Regions from separate parts of the Homo sapiens genome. Here regions 2 and 3 are each linked to region 1. Evidence: chromatin contacts called from ENCODE Hi-C or POLR2A ChIA-PET data. All regions are on one chromosome and are shown on one strand. Each heading gives the region's core, a stretch centred on a gene start or an enhancer-like site at or near the end of the contact. The rest is flanking DNA. Distances are from core to core; before and after follow the strand shown.

Region 1 (4,024 bases), core at 893-3,392:
TGCAGGCGGGCTGAGTCCGAAAAGAGAGTCAGCGAAGGGAGATAAGGGTGGGGCTGTTTTATAGGATTTGGGTAGGTAAAGGAAAATTACAGTCAAAGGGGGTTTGTTCTCTGGTGGGCAGGAGTGGGGGTCGCAAGGTGCTCAGTGGGGGTGCTTTTTGAGCCAGGATGAGCTAGGAAAAGGACTTTCACAAGGTAATGTCATCAGTTAAGGCAAGGACCGGCCATTTACAGTTCTTTTGTGGTGGAATGTCATCAGTTAAGGTGGGGCAGGGCATATTCACTTCTTTTGTGATTCTTCAGTTACTTCAGGCCATCTGGGCGTATATATATGGGCAAGTCACAGGGGATGCAATGGTTTGGCTTGGGCTCAGAGGCCTGGCAGCCTTTCCAAAAGAGGCAATCAGATACGTATCTATCTCAGTGAGTAGAGGGTTGACTGAATAGAATGGGAGGCAGGTTTGCCCTAAGCAGCTCCCAGCTTGACTTTTCCCTTTAGCTTAGTGACTTGGGGGTCCCAAGGTTTATTTTCCTGTCACAGCAGTAAAGAGGAGTTTAATAGACAAGAGCCTGGCCACGCAACATGGGAGATTGGGTTAGTACTCAAATCAATCTCATCCAAAACTTGTAGGTCAGGGGTTTTTTAAAGGCAGTGTGGGGAAGGGGTGGGGGTGGCTAGACTTGCTCCTGATTGGTTGAGGCAGAGATGAAACCACAGCAGGTAGAAGCTGTCCTCCTAAGCGGAATCACTCCTGTGTGGGGCCACAGAAGCAGTCTGGCAGGTTCAGGTGCAATCATCAGTGTCAGACATGCAAAACACTGGAAAAGATATCTCAAAGGCTAATCTACAATAGTGGTGTTATCTGCAGGAATGGCTGGCAATTTACGTCTGCATCTTAGCAGGATCAGGCTGCTTTCTGCCCCCCAGACTGATGGCCTTTCATTACCTTTACAAAGCTGGTTGAATCTGGGGGAAGGGCTATTATCATTTAAACTATAACCTAAATGGCTTCCAATGTTAGCTCAGCCCAAAAGCCCAGGAATAATTAAGGGAAAGGCAAGATGGGGAGTGGGTTAGCTCAACTCACTGTTACAATTTTTCTCACTGATATGCTTTTTGCAAAGGTGGTTTCAGAAGCAGAGCCTGTGTGCTGCTTTTCAGCTTTGGCTGGGGAGCTTGAAACATACTCGTGCCTGGGTCCCTCCGCGTGGATTTTGATGTAATTGGTCGGGATGTGTCCAGGCATCAGGGTTTTTGAAAGTTCCGGGGTGATTCTAACCTGCAGGCAAGGAAAGAAGCATTGGTCTAGATGAGGAAATGGCACCCAACCTCATTGGCTCACACGTGCCCTCTCTCACTCTTACATGTAAACACCACCATTGATTAAGCTTTTAGAGGAGGCACAGAGAGCAGAACACTTCAACCCTTTACTTCTCATGCATATTCAACGAGCATAACAGAAACAACTAGAGAACAGAAGCAACTGACAGATGTTACTGCACAATTCACAGATATGGTAAAGCCCCTAAAGCAATGCAGTGGCCTCTGTGGGTTGACGGTGGTCAGAGGGGAGGTCAGGGGAGACTCTGCCTTGAAGCAAAAAGGGAGGTGGTAGATTTGGGAGCTGGGAAGCTGCAGGCTGCTTGGGGTAGATCGATGACACCTCTGCCTTGAAGCAAAAAGGGAGGTGGTAGATTTGGGAGCTGGGAAGCTGCAGGCTGCTTGGGGTAGATCGATGACCGCTCCTTCTAGGCTGTGGTGAATGGGAAATGGGCACTGGGGTGAAACTCCCCATGGGAAATGCCTTGAGACCTGGCTGGCCTGGAGTGAGTGGAGCAATGGGATCCCGGCCTAGGCAGAGTCCTGGGCTGGAAGCCCTAGGGCTCACTTCTCTGCCTCTGGGCAAAGTTGGACAAAAAGTGTCCTTTCCACACCAAAGATGTTCAATCTTATTGGTTAAAAAGCAGCAGAGAAGGGTGTGGATGTATCCTCAGCTTGGACAGCCTCCTCTGGCCCAAGTCCTCCCTGGCATTGACTTCCATTCCTGGTGCCGACGATGGTGTTCACGTGGGTTGGTTTGTTTCCCTCATCAGTTCTGGGTGGAGGTGCGGGCCTCGAGTTATTGGGAGTGAGTCACTGGCAGCAGTCCTCTCTTGGATCCTCAGGCAGCCTCGCTCATGCTCTGAGGCACACGTTTAGGAAGACGTCAAATCCACTGATGGCCCTGGGGAATGAATAAGCCCCACCCTGTAGCAGTTGCTAAAAAAATCCAAGTGGCCAACAGAGTCTGATCACCTCTTTTCCTGTAACTTCCTTGCATCTTTCTTCCTCCCTAGGAATGGGGGCAAAGTCCTTGTATTCTTAAACCTCACATCCTGACCCTTCCTTCCAGGAAGCAAATGCTCTTACCCTATTGTGGAAAGTGAAAGTCAAGATCAGCATCCCTCCAGGCCTCCTGGTCCAGGCATTGCTCAGGCTCTCCCCTACTTAATCCTCCTGGGCTGTGGATTCTAGTGCAGATTCTGTGGACAGACAGCCTGACTCATACCCAGCCCGTCCACTTACAAGCTGTGTGACTTTGCCTCAGTTCCTTAACCTCTCTGGGCCTCAGTTTCTTCATCTGTAAAGTGGGGATAATAATAGTGCCCACCTCACAGGCTTGCTGAGAGGATTGGATGAGACACTTAGCCTTGTGCTTAGGCCTCAACTTCTGGTCTGCCACAGTGCCCAGATCCAGGGGTTCTATAAAATCCGTTAGAAAGGCCAGCGTGTCCTGACAAGGGACATTATAAGTCTCACTGCATTATTGCTTTTGTCAGAGGTGTTTGAACCAGAGCAACTCCATCTTGAATAGGGGCTGAGTAAAATGAGGCTGAGACCTACTGGGCTGCATTCCCAGACAGTTAAGGCATTCTAAGTCACAGGATGAGATAGGAGGTCAGCACAAGATACAGGTCACAAAGACCTTGCTGATAAAACAGGTTGCATTAAAGAAGCCGGCTAAATCCTACCAAAAGCAAGATGACAACGAGAGTGAGCTCTGGTCATCCTCACTGCTACACTCCCACCAGCGCCATGACAGTTTACAGATGCCATGGCAACGTCATGAAGTTACCCTCTATGGTCTAAAAAGGGAAGATATGAATAACCCACCCCTTGTTTAGCATATAATCAATAAATAACCATAAAAATGGGCACCCAGCAACCCTTGGTGCTGCTCTGTCTATGGAGCAGCCATTCTTTTATTCCTCTACTTTCTTAATAAACTTGCTTTCACTTTATGGACTTGCCCTGAACTCTTTCTTGTGCGAGATCGAGAACCCTCTCTTAGGGTCTGGATCAGGACCCCTTTCCTGTCACACTTTTAAGGGGGCATGTCATAGGCCTTATAAACAGAGTATTTTAAAACACTGACTTAGGTTGTGCTATCAGCAGGAATTAACTATTCAAGTGCAATTAGTTTATCTGATTATAAGACAGTATTTCTGAGTTTGGGCATTTTGATGGGCTGTTTGAAGTACCTATCAATGAGAACAAATGAAATATCTAAAGCATTTGCATTATATTGGTCATGAGAGAGAATTAAAATACTTAAGGCCAGGCATAGTGACTCACACCTATAACCCCACAAATTTGGGAGACTGAGGTGGGAAGATTGCTTGAAGCCAGGAGTTTGAGACCAGCCTGGCAATATAGCAAGGCTCTATTTCTACAAAAAACAAAAAACTTAGCCAGGTGTAGTGGTTTGTGCTTGTAGTTCTAGCTACTTGGGAGACTGAGGTGGGAGGATTACTTGAGGCCAAGAGTTTGAGGCTTCAGTGAGCTATGATTGTAACTGTCCAATGGGTTCATCTTGCCCACTGCCTAGATCAGATTTATCAAGACAGGGAATTGCAACAGAAAAAGCATTTAATACACACAGAGCTAGCCAAACATGAGATGAATTTTATTATTACTCAAATCAGCCTCCCCAAAAATTCAGAGGCTAGGGTTTTTGAAGGATAGTTTGGCAGGCACAGGGCGA
Region 2 (3,775 bases), core at 640-3,139, 37 kb before region 1:
TAGCCGCGACAAAAGATGGGGTTCTAGAAATGAGGGCCCAAATGTTGCAAGAACTTGCCAGAGGTCAAAAACCCAGAATTTTTTTTTTTTTTGAGACAGAGTTTCGCTCTTGTTGCCCAGGCTGGAGTACAATGGCGCAATCTTGTCTTACCACAACCTCCATCTCCCAGGTTCAAGCGATTCTCCTGCTTCAGCCTTCCCGAGTAGCTGGGATTACAGGCATGCACCACCATGCCTGGCTAATTTTGTATTTTTAGTAGAGACGGGGTTTCTCCATCCGTGTTGGTTAGGCTGCTCTCGAACTCCCGAACTTAGGTGACCATACCGCCTTGACTTCCCAAAGTGCTGGGATTACAGGCATGAGCCACCGCACCTGGCCAAGAATCCAGATTTGAATGTGGAGCCATTAATTCTCTAAATGTTGGCAACAAATTCACTACCCAAAATTTGCTGTAACATGGAGTCAGCCTGATTACTCTGCAGCTGCCAGAGAAGAAGGAAGGCACAGCCTAGAGGACATGAATATAAGTATGTAAGCCATTGATTAGCCATAGTGATTAGGATTGAGGAATTGTGGATAGTATAATTTTTAATTAAGTGAATATTAACATTAAAGCTCTTTTGATTTCAGCTTTTGCTGTTGGTGTTGAAAATCCCTCTTAAATGTATTTTTTCCTGTCTTATTAGAACACTAGATGACCTGATTGGATCTTTGATGTTTCTGGAGTTTACCAAGTCTCAGGGTCTTTATTTTGATCACTTACTCTGTATAGTAATAGATAGTAGGAGATGAGGCAGAACCTTATACTGATCCCAGGAAGCAATACATGTTTCCTTTTCTGTCTCTTCTCTTAAAAAACATTAGGAAATTGAACTCTGGTTACTTGCATGTTCTGGCTGGTTTATTTCTCTCAATCAAAGTATTAGTATATATTATTGCTTAACCAACATCTGTTAGTTATGATCTTAACCAGGAAAAACATTACATTTCAATAGTCAACAGTAAATGCTGTCTCATAAGTAGATTCTGCCTTGACTAAAGCCATTACCAGCTCTATGTAAATGAAATGCTTCAGTTTCTACCAGGCTGATTTTGCTCTCCAAAATCAGTCAACATGAGATAATAGCCAAAACTTCATGATCATAAATAAAAACTTTTATAATAAAGCTTTATTCATAAATTTACCAGCTTATTTGTTAGCACAATTAGACATTTTAACTATCATAAAATTAATCTTCTTTGTTTTATGTGGTTCATATTCTTTAATACGTGGTTCATATTGTTTCTGTTCTGAGGATACAGAAACAATATTGTTGGGCATCTATTATTATCTCATTTAATTCTCACAGCTATTTGAGATAGATATTGCTGTCTGCATTTTACAAATGAAGAACCAAGGCTCAGAGAAGTTGTTAGTTGCCTAAGGTCACGTAGCTAGTAAATGACAGGACCTGGTTATATCCTAATCTGACTTTAAAGACCATGCATGCTCTTTCTGGTATATCATACAACCTCCCTTATTCAGAAACATATTTTTTTGTTAATCTGATTTTCAAAATATTTTTTCTAGCCTCTAGTGTACCAGAGAGACCATGTACTCGACCAGAATGTGGCCAGCATTCTGTACTTAGTTGGCTGTTTTTAGCGATTTTAAATAGATCACCCACCATCTCTCCTCTCTAGTTAGCTGCCAGGGAGAACATCCCTATAATCCATTCTTGGTATTCCCTAGTGCATCTTTTTGTATTAGGGTGATGTGTTGTGAAATTAAGAGGGATATATTCAATTCGTTTCCTGTTGTAAATTCCTGTGGATTTTTCTTCCTATAGTCTGACCAAAAATAGATTTGCTATATAATTCATACAATTTTAAGATGTAGTGAGTAGACAAAGGCTTTGCGCTAAGACAATATTATGGCATTGCTTTTTTTTTTCTTTTAACATTTTCTCCTGGAATTTATCAAAGGAAAGAATTTCCTGCTGCTAATGAATCATCCATGTGGTTTCCCAGTTTGAATTATTTCCAAATCCTGAGTCTTATGAAATAAATGAATAATTTATAAACCTTTTTCTTTCCTTTTTTTTTTCATATCACCAGGTGACCGATATTCCAGAGTGGTATTTACTTCATCTGGAGGGGAGACATTATGGAATTTACCTGCAATTAAATCAATGTGCAATGTAGATAATTCCAGGGTATGTAAGATAAAAACTAAAATCTCCTTAGCACAAATAAGGTTGTATTATTGAAACTCCTTTTACTGCTGACCCTGGTTTCTGATCAGATGAAAGTACTTCAGAGGCTTACCTACTGAGGAGTAAACTCCAGCAGGCCAGCTTTGCATTCTTTCAGATCCCAGGATCAAAGTGTCCGTGTTTCCTTCAACTTTAAAACATACCATCTTCCTTTTTCTTTCCCATTCATGATCTCTGGCTGTTGATGGTGTTTTCTGTTATTTCACATAGTATTTCTTTTCAGTATAATATTTAAGACTGTTTTTCTTCTTTTGTTGTATTTTTATTTCCTAACCTAGTTTCATTGTTCCCTATTTCCTGCCCTGAGGCAGTTGTCAGCATCTTAATTGTGCAATGAAATGCCTGCCTCTCTGGCAATCACTGGGTCATTTGGGCCAGTGACCTCAAAGGGAAATTTAGGGAGCAGGCTGGGAAAGGGGACATCAAAGAGCATAAATACAGTATCTATGTAAATGACCACAGTAATCCAATCCAAACTGCCCTGAATGCTAAACACCTTGCTGCTTCGGGAGACACCGGGATGCAAGAAGACAGGCGCTTTGTCTCTCAGTCTTCTCTACAGCCAAAAACATGTCCGCATCAGAAAATGTAGTGAGCTTCTGGGTTTGGAAGAGCTGTCAATTTCATATGTTCAGAGATAGTTTCTCTAAATAGAAACTGCTATCTGATGTCACTAATGAACTTGTCCAAGCATAGCAACCAGCATAAAAGGAACTCTTTGTGTTCTCAGCATAACTCTAAAATGTAAAATGACTGGTTAAAAAATCGAATCATGTGCCGTGCTGAGAGCTAGCCTGACCACCTCATGCAATCACCTGTTCGGTCAACAGGGAAATTTCTTAATGAAATAGGCAGTAGAAAGGAAAGAAGAGATCACCCAAACCAGCAGTCTCATTGTACTAACATGAGTACCTTCTAAGAACTAAGTATCTTAACCAGGTAACCTAGTTAGTTGGTCCCAGACCTCCCAGATTTACCCCATCCTTCATTCTAAGAGGCTGTTTGTACATTTTGAAAATGACTTTCCAATCGACTGAGGTATCAGGATTTTCTGTCAGTGCTATCTTCCTTTCACATAGACCAAAGCCACAAACGATCTATAAATAGACCAAAGTTTCTTAATTGGTGATCAATTTTTATTTGTGATGTTTTCTTCTCTTCTACAGCTATCAGTTCCTTATTTGAAGGCTATGAACCTATTTCTCTTTGTCATGCATTAGGATACTTCTTATACAGAAAATTAACTCTAAAGTTGTAAATGTGTAGCGAAATTTACTATGTGCAAGACTTTATGCTGGGTACTTGTACATCACTCACAGTGGATCTGTGACCTTGGAATTTACAATGCATTTTACACGGATGATAAATTAAGCTAAGAGAAGCTAAGCCAGTCTGGTTACTTTATAATCTCACCTTGGATGAGTACAGTTCATTAATTTCTATTCCTTCTTGTCCTCATTCTTCTACCTTTGGTTGATCTTCAGACCTTCCCTTTCCTGAAGACTCTGAAGTGATTGAA
Region 3 (4,118 bases), core at 880-3,379, 49 kb after region 1:
CGCTGCTTTACAGTGTGGTCGCTGGCTTTTCCCAAGAGAAAGAGGAAACTGCCAGGACTGCTAAAGGCTGGGCCCAGGACTGCTGCTCCTTCTATGGCTCGACACAGGGGGAAGGGGGACAGCCTCGCTTCTTGCTGGGGCTGATCACAGGGGAAGAGGGGTCCAAGGCCACCATTGGAGACCACGCATTCTACGTGAGGGCCACGGGTCCCCCTGTGTCTGCCTTTCCACGTGGGGAGGGGTACATAGCAGCTGTGAACCTCTCATCTGCTGCCCCAGGCTTTTGGATCCTGTCAATGCACAGACTCTGACAGACTCAAACATCTGCCTTCCAGCCTCGGCCATGTACTCTGGTGACTTCCCCAGAATGAGTGTGGCAGGTCGCCTTGATCCAAGTAGCTGCCAACTCACCCTTGCCCTCTTAAACAGCCCCTTTGTGGACAGTGGTCAGTGACAGAGACATGGGTGACCTGCTGAGTGGGAGGGGAAGGCTCCTCTCTGGAGGTTCAGAGGTGGAATTCAGACCCGCAGGCCAAAGTCTCAGAAGGCAGATTTTACGCCCACGCAGGAGTGAATAATAAACTCTTTAATACTGGAGTGGTCTGATTTCCAAAAGGGGGTGCCCTGTCCCTAGAAGTGTTCACACAGAGGCCGGATCATCCCTGCCGGGAGAATGAGAATGAATTCCTACACTCGTGGAGAGGCTGGACTCTTTAAACTTCCAAGATTCCTCACGCTTTTAATCATCCTTCATTCTAATTATCCAGACCCTATTTGGTGACAATTATCATTTGCAAGTCCCAGCAATCCTCATTTTGGGGGCCAATCCCTAGTTGCTTGTGTAAGTAAGCATTGTTGAGAAAAGGGTCCAACAGCTGGAATCCAGGAAGGCCCTACCTACCTAGGCACCATGTTAATGCCCAGCTAGTCAGTTGGGTCCAAGCGGCTTTGAGTATTTCTATTTTAATATAACTGCATGAAATTCGCGCACCCGGGAAAGAGCTCGTGCGGGGTCACTGAGCACCTTCTTTTCTTGGCCCTGAGGTTGGGCTGGGGGTGGAAAGGACCCTCAGCTCAGAGCCCTCCGTGAGGCCCCCAGCATCTACTGCATCACAGATTGGACTGTCCCCAGCCACAGGACAGGGCTCAGGCCTCCCAGTTCTCCAAGAAGCGCATTCCCTGGGGTTGGCCCACAGGACCGGGCTTCTCCGTTCACCTTTTCTCTTGGATTCGTGCACCACCTTGGCTGTACTGAGAAGCAGTAGTGTGAGCAACCAGGTTTGAAGGCCACAGGCTCTGACCCCAATGCCCACCCTGTGCTGCTCCGGAGGAACTCTCTGGGGTCTCCTGCCCCTCAGGCTCCAATGCCGGCCCCAGCCTCACTCTGCCAGGGCCATGGATCCTGCCCTCACAGCCCTGGGGGGGAAGGACCAGTGCCCAGGCAAAGCTCCATGCCTGGCTCACACAGGCCCACAGGAGAGGGAGGAAAAGTCTCCCTCATGAGTAGCCAGGGTCAGGGTCCAATGAGGGCCCTTAACATGTAAAAGATGTAGCTTGAGCTCAATCAGCTTTAACCTTGTCTTTCCATTACCTCATAAAGTAGCATGGAACTCTTGACAAAAGTAGCAAAGCTCTGAGGAGATGTGCGCTTACTGGCTTTCTAGCATATTCCAAAGTTCTCTCTGCCTCCAGGTGTGTTGCTGCTGCAGGGCTGCAGGTAGGCATGGGCCGGGCTGCAACTTGGGGCTCTTCTGAGGACCTGGGACTCTCCCCGGGAAGGGCGGCCGTGCAGCTGTTTCTAGATCAGCGAGGATTTCACCACAGGACTCCCATTCTGTGATCGTGCTTCCAGGCTGACCTGTGGCACGTGTGTGCAGGGTGTCGTGCATGTGTATTGTGCGTGTGGTGGGTGTCCACTGTGTAGTGTGTGTACACATAGTATGTGTGGTGTGTGTATACTGTGGTTTCTCCCCTGAGGCCGGCGCCTCCGGGTGTGGTGTTGGCGCTGTGTCTAGGGTTTCTAGAAGGGGAGGAATGAGGGAAAGAGGCCCCTCCGGGCACTGGGACAGGCTCAAGGGGAACAGCCCCGAGCTGGGTGTTGGCTGAGTGTGAATTCCAGCAGCCAGGCTCACAGACCCGTGTCACCTCTGACGTCAAGTGGCAGGGACACGCTAAAAGCCTTTGAGTCTATTGATTGAGAAGGCTCCAGAAGGTTTTGGAGCGCTGGAAGAAGGCCAGGCCTGGAATTTACGCGTCGGCCTCTTGGTGTCTCCTCCCGCTGAAGGGAGTAAATCCAGGCAGGTCTGGGGCTGCCGGGCGGGCACCTGGGGCGGAGGAGCCTCGAGGCTGTGGTCCTGCAGCACCACCTGGGGGCGGCGAGAAGAGTAGCCGCAGAGGCTCGGGAGGACGCGCCCTCGGGTCCAGCCGCAGCCAGCACACCGGGAGGTGGTCAGGGGTCATCTCTTCTGCGCCGGCCCCAAAGTAGACTGTCCAGTTCCCTGGGAGATACTGCGAAATCTGCTTCATGTTTCCATTCGTAGACAGGAAAAAAAAAAGCCCGCCCCAAAAGCCTGAGCTTCCATTAGGATTACCTTGCCTGGGGTCCCAGAGTGACCATAAAACACCATTTCCCACCCTCCCTGCCCCATTGGTTTGTCAGAATACTGCTTCCACTAAGAGGTACCATCGTTTAAGATTCTTAGAATATTCTACCTAAAAGGCCTGAATATTCTCATATTCATGTGTGGCCTTAGAATGAATATCCAGCCTGAAAGGAGATGGTGAAGTATGCCTGCCTCATAGGGAAACTGAGGCTCAGCAAGGCTCCGTGGAAGAGGGGAAACCTTACCCTCTGAGTGCTCCATAATGGAGTCTATGGAATAAACTGACAGCAGGCGGATTAGCAGGAGGAAGGGTGACCACATTTATTATGCACATGGATGCATCATGGGAAAGAAAAGTGAATATCTCCAAACCAATGAGAGACCTAGAAGCTTATGCGCCTGACTCACCGCGGAGGCAGGAGAGGGGATGGAGGTGCCATGGGGAGAATGAATGATTTGGGGAAAGATGAATGGGCCCTTGGGAGAATATGGGTAGCCTATGACAAAGTTGGCCTGGGCATGGCATCAACCTTCAGTCCCCTCTGCTGTGATGCGAGTCTCCCCTGGCTCATGAATTTCCTGGGGAGGGGGATTCATGATAATTGAGGTCCCTTTGGAGGGTCCGTCTTTAGGCAGACAAAGGCAGCTCAGAGCAAGCCTCCGCCTGCATCCTGTGCTGCCCAGTGCCTTCGGTTCAAGGTAGCTGGCATACCGTGTTTGGGTGGCACTTCCCGAACTCCTTCAGCCCAGTCCCTTGACTTTAAGCCCAGTGCTCTTTCCACTGCTGTCCACGGTGTGTGGCCCTCCCCCCGTGCAGGTGTGTGACTGGGCACCCGCAGAGGGACACCAGGCCACAGGGAAAACAGAGAGAGGCAGACCCAGATAATGCCAAGATGTGCACAGAGCTGAGTGCTGTAGAAGGAGCTGCAGGCATGGGATGGAGGGTGTGACACCAAGTGGTACCACCCACAGGACACATCTGCTGCGAAGATACTCAGACTGAAGTCTGGGTCCCAGAGAAATGACTCTTTATAGCACCTGGAAAGGCTACCCTGCTGCCTGCAGTCTCTGTGGAACAAAGAAGAAATGAATATTGCAATGCATGTCACACGTAAATTCAGCATCTAGCCCTGTTTGTACTTGACCTGGCCTGGCCACCTTGTTACCTTATGCTCCTCATCACAAACTCCTCCCCAGAGCCAGGCTGCTGGCCTCCCTGAATATCCTGCTTTCGCGCCTTTGCTTTTGCTGCTTCCCCTTCCCGGAGCACCTGCCATGCCCCCCTCACACCTTAGCATGTGAGTCGAAGCTTCCTGTACACAGCCAGGGGCTCCTGGAGGGGTGTGTTAGCTTCCTACAGCAGCTGTAACAAAGTCTTACAGACCGGGAGGCTTACACAGCAGAAACCTGTGGCCTCACAATTCTGGAGGCTGCAAGTCCGAGATCTAGATGTTGGCAGGTTGATTCGTTTTGTGGGCTGTGAGGGAGAATCTGTTGCAGGCCCCTCTGCTTGGC

What was found. Hi-C counts contacts between places; a loop is a spot of excess contacts on that map. ChIA-PET counts read pairs that join two places held with the same protein, here RNA polymerase II (POLR2A). Pooled maps may share reads with other maps.
Region 2: a map of DLD1 shows a loop between it and region 1 (4-fold over the local background). The contact joins two enhancer-like sites. A Hi-C loop is called at or near these places in 1 of 168 maps with a recorded cell type or tissue (DLD1). POLR2A ChIA-PET finds 5 or more read pairs at or near these places in 3 of 52 experiments (H1, K562 and naive thymus-derived CD4-positive, alpha-beta T cell).
Region 3: a loop to region 1 is called in a map of heart right ventricle, with 3 times the contacts of the local background. The contact joins two enhancer-like sites. A Hi-C loop is called at or near these places in 9 of 168 maps with a recorded cell type or tissue (Caco-2, HepG2, PC-9 and 5 more) and 7 of 50 pooled maps. POLR2A ChIA-PET finds 5 or more read pairs at or near these places in 2 of 52 experiments (H1 and WTC11).

The regions. Positions count from the first base shown.
Region 1 is chr1:223,029,774-223,033,797 of GRCh38, forward strand. No RefSeq gene overlaps it. Among named protein-coding and RNA genes, the nearest start is that of TLR5, 110 kb to the right of the region's middle. RefSeq lists enhancers at 1-191, 192-949, 950-1,707. Within about 2 kb of position 2,143, at least 7 of the 41 ENCODE cell types and tissues checked have a DNase peak (open chromatin) inside an H3K27ac peak, as active enhancers do; they include heart right ventricle, where a contact is called at or near this core.
Region 2 is chr1:222,992,787-222,996,561 of GRCh38, forward strand. It overlaps DISP1 (dispatched RND transporter family member 1), which reads left to right. Exons shown (of 9, transcript NM_001377229.1): 8 at 2,099-2,196. Among named protein-coding and RNA genes, the nearest start is that of TLR5, 150 kb to the right of the region's middle. Within about 2 kb of position 1,890, at least 5 of the 41 ENCODE cell types and tissues checked have a DNase peak (open chromatin) inside an H3K27ac peak, as active enhancers do.
Region 3 is chr1:223,079,227-223,083,344 of GRCh38, forward strand. No RefSeq gene overlaps it. Among named protein-coding and RNA genes, the nearest start is that of TLR5, 62 kb to the right of the region's middle. Within about 2 kb of position 2,130, at least 25 of the 41 ENCODE cell types and tissues checked have a DNase peak (open chromatin) inside an H3K27ac peak, as active enhancers do; they include heart right ventricle, where a contact is called at or near this core.